Regions from separate parts of the Homo sapiens genome. Here region 2 is linked to region 1. The links are chromatin contacts, found by Hi-C or POLR2A ChIA-PET in ENCODE. All regions are on one chromosome and are shown on one strand. Each heading gives the region's core, a stretch centred on a gene start or an enhancer-like site at or near the end of the contact. The rest is flanking DNA. Distances are from core to core; before and after follow the strand shown.

Region 1 (2,870 bases), core at 208-2,707:
CCCATTCCCAGATCCCAGCCAGACCCGCTGGTCGTCCTGACACCCTCACCGTTCACACACACACACATGCCCCTCATCTGACAACTTTGACCTTCACTACCCTCTGCTTTCTCCTTCATTCCCTCTGGAGAGAGAATTCCCTCTGAACACTCCTGCAGTTCCCCCCTGCTTCCCAACAGCTCCCTCACCTGGCAGCCCAGGTACTGCTTTGTCGCCTCCTGGATCAGCCCATCTGCCAGCATTTTAAGGTCCTTGGAGAAGCTGACATTGCACTTAGACCCGTTCTTTTCCTGGAGCAGCAGCTGGAATAGTGGTGCCTCCTGCTGGCAGCATTGGCCACTGCCAGAAACAGGGCCTGTAATGAGGACCCACCATGGGCCCAGAGAGGGAGCAGTAGGTGAGAACTCAGGGAAGAGGTGGGGACCCCAGGGAGGCCAAGAATGAAGATAAGCAGCAGCTTGCACCCAGTGGAGTTGTAGAGCTGGCCTGCCATGAGGAGAGAGGGGACAGATTGGGGATAAGCAGGAGGGAGGCCAGAGGCAAAGGAAGACATAACCCCAAATGATTCTTAGAGTCCCCCAGTTGTATCCTGCCACACTGCCCCCCACCCCAAACGCAAACTCTTTGGCCCCCTTCTCCCAACTCCCAACTTCTCTTAGAGGGCCTTGGGGCTAAAGAGGTTAACAAGACTGCCAAGTGATCCCGGCAAGATAATTATAGGATTTAGAAGGTGGTGTGGGAGAGGACAGTAATTACAGTGACATCCTCTCTGGAGCTGCAGGATTTGTGGGCAGAGGACTGGAAGGGGTCCACTCTACTAACACACCACCCCCTAGCCCAGAATAGCCTCCCCACTCCCCCAGAGGCACATGCAGGGAGAGCAGGAGAGCCGGGGAGTAAGCCTCTCCCCTCTGCTACATCTCAACGAGATGTAGCCCCTCCCCTCCTTAGAAAGCCCTGCAGTGCCAAAGAATGAGTCCACTGACCCTCAAAATAGAAACTTTAGGAGAAAAAAGGAAGAAGAGATAGGATTAGGGATCCTCCCTAGGGAGGGGAGAAAAATAGCTACTCCCCACTGAGCCTAGCTCTGATAGACAAGGCAGTTTGGGTGTGGAGGTGGCCATTGTGGTGAAGGTGCAGGGTGGCGGGAGTCCCCCCTTACAGGGTTCCCTTACAATGGTTCCCCTGTTCTGGCAGCAGCACTTCTGATCATGGTCCAGGCAACTCTGGCCTCAGACCCCGGTGACAGGCTCCAGGGAGCTGCAGCTCTTCCTGAGGATATAGCAGACCATCTACCCAAGCACCTCTCTCTCTAGCAGGTCTTGAAACCTCATACCCTCCCCCGGAACACAGCCTCCTTCTCTCCCGGCAGCTCATACATTTTAAGCCTAAATGCCTCCCTTAGGCTGCGACCCACATTTGCTATGAACCAGTCAGGACCTTGAAGAAGGCGGGCCTGAAGGTTGCCTGGGTAACTCTGGGAGAGGGGCACCCTTGGCAGGAAGACAGTTGCCAGGGAGACTAGGACAGTGGGCGGGGCCCCAAACCTAAGCATGTACTAGGATAAGGAAAGATCTAATGTCCAGATCCCCCCGAACTTATTTTCCGTAAAGCCACCAGTGCCCCATTTTTAGGGAGTCTGGGGCAGCTGGAGTTCTGAAGCTCCTAAAAGAAACCTCCCAGGGGTTAATTCCTGAAACTCAGGGGATCCCAACAGGACCAAACCTGAGGGAACTCAAGGAAATAGGCAAGATCTGGGAGGCGCTGGGGAAAGGACAAGGCTTAATGCATTATGATATGGAACTTTTCGAACTAAAATTCTAAAATGAAAATGTACAACGTATGCAAAAATAAAACCCTTAAGCCGTGCTTTCAGTTCCACCTCCGAGGAGCTGATATTCCAGATTCTACCATCAGATGGCAGTCTTGTCCACTTATTGGATTAAGTTTAGTCTTGGAAACTGAGGAGGCTATCAGGAGATAGAAAACCTTTCTGTCTCAAATGTTCCTGACTCCAATTCCCTGTATTTGGCAGATACCAATAACCCCTCATATATACAAATACACTGTCTTCTTTCCCCCACCCAACTCTTATCAAGTTCACTTAGCAGGCCTCATTCATTCTTTATTCAAAGCTGTTAAGGAATACTTTGGTGAAAAAGTTCCTGCTCTCTCTGGTCTCCCAAGGTGAGCGTTGTAAGTTGGGGTAACAGTAATAACTAATGCATTTAGAACAGTTTTTCAGACATTTAATCTTCATAACCTTATGAAATAGGTACAATATTGTTATCCTTGGCCAGGTACAGTGGCTCACGCCTGTAATCCCAGCAATTCGGGAGGCAAGGCGGGTGGATCACTTGAGGTCAGGAGTTCAAGACCAGCCTGGCCAACATGGTGAAACCCTGTCTCTACTAAAAATACAAAAATTAGCCAGGCTTGGTGGCGCGTGCCTGTAATCCCAGCTATTCGGGCGGCTGAGGATAGGAGAATCGCTTGAACCTGGGAAGTGGAGGTTGCAGTGAGCCGAGATCTCGCCACTGTACTTCAACCTGGGCGACAAAGCAAGACTCCGTCTCTCTCTCTCTCTATATATATATATAATTATTCCCATCTTACAGGTGAGGAATCTGAGGTATAAAGAGGTTTAATAACTTGTCCAAGTTTACACAACCAGAAAAGGGAGAGAGCTGGGACTTGAACCCAGCCAGCCTACTTCTAGTCTAGAAGCTAGGCGATTATCTCCATACCTCACAGAATGGTGCAGATATATCTGGGAGAAGCAACTACTCTAGACCCGAAGTCAGGAAGGGATTCTTGGATGGGATCTATGCTGAGACCTGAAGAAAGAGTAAACTTGGCCAAGAGATTGG
Region 2 (2,870 bases), core at 257-2,756, 470 kb after region 1:
AAGGGCTAGGAGGAAATTTTTCCAGAGGGCACAGGCATCGATGCTGGACTGTCATATCCTTCACAGGAAGAGAGGAAGCTCCTCATTTCAGTTGGGGTTACAGAGGTTTGGGGCAGATATCGTAAGTTCAGCCGAGGACTCCCTTGGCTCTTCCTATATTAAAGCCAAAGGTTGTGCTGAAAAGGAAAAAATATAAAACACACCCCCATCCCTGTCCCACCCTATCCAGAACCCCCACAATAGGAACATCAAAAGAAAAGTTTCAAGTTTGATTTTTTTTTCTTTTTTCCTTTCTTAAAAAAAAAAAAAGGAAGTAAATAAATTAAATTGCCAACAATGTGGCTGAGATAGCCATGATCAGGCCATTCTTAAAAAAAAGAGGGGGGGGGGCAGTAGGTGGAGTTTGTGAAATATAAACAAACAATGGCCAAAGAAAATTATCAAAGTAACTAACTACAGTCACAGGGCTAGAGAGGGGTCTATGGAACAATTATGGCCTGTGCCACAAGAGGCAGTGCCAACCATATTTTAGCAAAAGCTAGGAGTAGCTTCTTGCTAAACACATCAACCCCCAACAGATTAACCCCTACCCTAAACCCTGGCATTCCCTAATTATGAAAACTTGTAGGAAAGAAGAGCTCATCTGGAAATTTTCAGTATCCCAACCTGCATACTGGTAGACCCAGTGGGTGCCTACACCTTTAAGGTGGGCTGAACAGGGATACTGCTTGGCACAGAGGTCCAGTCTTTCCCTAAGGGCCATCAGTGATGGCCAATTAACGGCCTCACTACTTATTTCTAGAGATTTGGCTCCACCCTTACCATTTCTTCAGGATGTCTGCTGCTTAGAGTCAACAGGCCTGACTGCTCTGATTCCCTGGTTTTGGAGGAGAGGGACGATTAGAGATTCCTTCCTCTGTCCTGATCCTCCAGGGAAATTGAATCTCTTTGTGCTTTCTGAAAATAACTGGAACCAGGGACCCTAAGCAGGAAAATGGATGGAGGTGGGGGCTTTCCCACCCAGACTGATAATTTATAGACATTTTAGGGGAATATGGCAAAGGGAGGAAATCTGGGTTTCCCACCTGAAAGGCTGAGCAAACTACCCCAAGGCCCTTCAGTGCCAGAAGGGCAGGGAGATGTGTGGCTCAGGTATAAGCCACAGTATTAAGAATGGTGGGTAGGACTCAGGTCCCAGCTGCTGGAGTGATGGGATTTTCTGATTTCCATCTCTTCCTGATAGCCAGTCGAGTTCTCTTATATCTCTTCCACGCCATGCGCAAATATCATGACAAGGCCTGGCTCTTGCACCATGTCATCCCCCATGTGCTGGTTCTCACAGGCCATCACGACAACAGCCTGCTTGCCAGGGATGCGCTTGGCCACGTAGTTCTCATAGTAGCGTCGGTTCATCTGTCTAGTCTCTAGTGTGGCCAGACCCTGGGGCCAGCTACGCTCGTGGGCATTTTCAATCAGCTCGTTGACAATAGAAGCAGGACAGCCACTCTCCACCAGGGAGCGCTTGATTACAGCCTGGAGCACAGCATCAGGAGTCGAGATCATCCCTCCCCAGCGGGTCACTCTTGCTGGCTGAAGGGAGTTCACCCACCTGTGTGGAGGTGGTTAAAGATGGTCATTCCAGCTCATCTCCTTTCTCTGTATTGGCTTTTTCTGCTAATAGAAATAACTACCCACTCTGCACTCAGCTTACCTATTCTTCCTTCTTTCCTTCCATCATTGGCTCAGAAACCCCAAATCTTTCCCCACTTGGTCCCAACTGAGTCACCACATGTTACTCACCAGATTAAATTCCACAAGTCTGCACTCTGTCTCTGTTACTTTTCTTTGAAATTCCAATACTTAGCACATATAGCGCCTAACACAGTTAGTGCTCTATGTTTAGTGAATAAAACAATTATTCCTCTATCCTATGTCCCACTCAGCACTATTTGCCCTGTATATATTGATTCACACTTACAGTTTACTCTATGAACTGTATAGGACTCCAGAACTGAAAGAGATCTTAGACTTCACTTGTATACTTCGCTTGTTTTTGCTGCATTTTAGAGATCACTTTCCTGGACTTGCACTCTGCCTCCTCTTCTCTGGGTTGTAAGCTACCTGAAGACAGGACGATATCTTCTATTTCTTTTTGGCCCTCCTAGCACTCCACAGCCTTTAATACAGGGCTTTGTACATGGGTACTCACCTAATTCTGGATAAAGTGCATCCTTGGGCAGGCTTTCCCTCCATCCACCCAAACACATAAGACATCCTGTAGTGGAGCTAAGGGTTATCCTCTTCTCCTCTGCCCCTGTCCTTAATGCCAATATCTGAGAAGCAGTGACCCCCAGCCCAGCTCTCCAATGCCCTCCTTCTGCTACTCTCCTGCTCTTCCTCCTTTCAGGCCTTGTTGTCAGGACATGAAATCACTCCACGTCCTGAGTGACACTCACTCTAGGATCTCGTTGTATTCAATTGTCTCCTCCAGGTTCTGAAGGTTGGGGTTGACACTGCGGATTGCACGCATGTATGCCTTTAGCAGCTGGATGTCTCGCTTCTGTTGTGGGGAAGAAGAACAGGAATAATGGTTAAGGCAGACAGCAGAAAAAAGACAAAAGTTTATCCAAGAATGAGGGCAACTGAGAGATCTGAAGAACAACCAGTTTGTAAGCTTCAGGAAGACAGGGATAAGACTGTCTCACTCACAGCTGTCTCCTTAGTACTTACAAATGTGCCTTCACAGAGGAGGCATGTGATAACTGGTAGGTGAATTAATGCTATGAATGGGATGAAGAAAAGTCAAGGAGAGCTCCAATCTGATTCCCTGCTAAGCCACAGGCAGAATATCCACTCATCTAGGCTCACAA

The links. A loop is a pair of places that touch in the nucleus more often than their neighbours do. ChIA-PET counts read pairs that join two places held with the same protein, here RNA polymerase II (POLR2A). Pooled maps may share reads with other maps.
Region 2: a pooled map shows a loop between it and region 1 (2.9-fold over the local background). The contact joins two enhancer-like sites. A Hi-C loop is called at or near these places in 2 of 168 maps with a recorded cell type or tissue (MCF 10A and mammary epithelial cell), 10 of 37 single-sample maps with no recorded cell type and 12 of 50 pooled maps. POLR2A ChIA-PET finds 5 or more read pairs at or near these places in 5 of 52 experiments (CD4-positive, alpha-beta T cell, CD8-positive, alpha-beta memory T cell, HEK293 and 2 more).

The regions. Positions count from the first base shown.
Region 1 is chr12:55,737,059-55,739,928 of GRCh38, forward strand. No RefSeq gene overlaps it. Among named protein-coding and RNA genes, the nearest start is that of GDF11, 4.6 kb to the right of the region's middle. RefSeq lists an enhancer at 1,128-1,447. Within about 2 kb of position 1,458, at least 35 of the 41 ENCODE cell types and tissues checked have a DNase peak (open chromatin) inside an H3K27ac peak, as active enhancers do.
Region 2 is chr12:56,205,190-56,208,059 of GRCh38, forward strand. RNF41 (ring finger protein 41) reads right to left here. Exons shown (of 7, transcript NM_005785.4): 6 at 2,457-2,560; 7 at 1-1,609. The coding sequence ends at 1,258. Among named protein-coding and RNA genes, the nearest start is that of RNF41, 15 kb to the right of the region's middle. Within about 2 kb of position 1,507, at least 6 of the 41 ENCODE cell types and tissues checked have a DNase peak (open chromatin) inside an H3K27ac peak, as active enhancers do.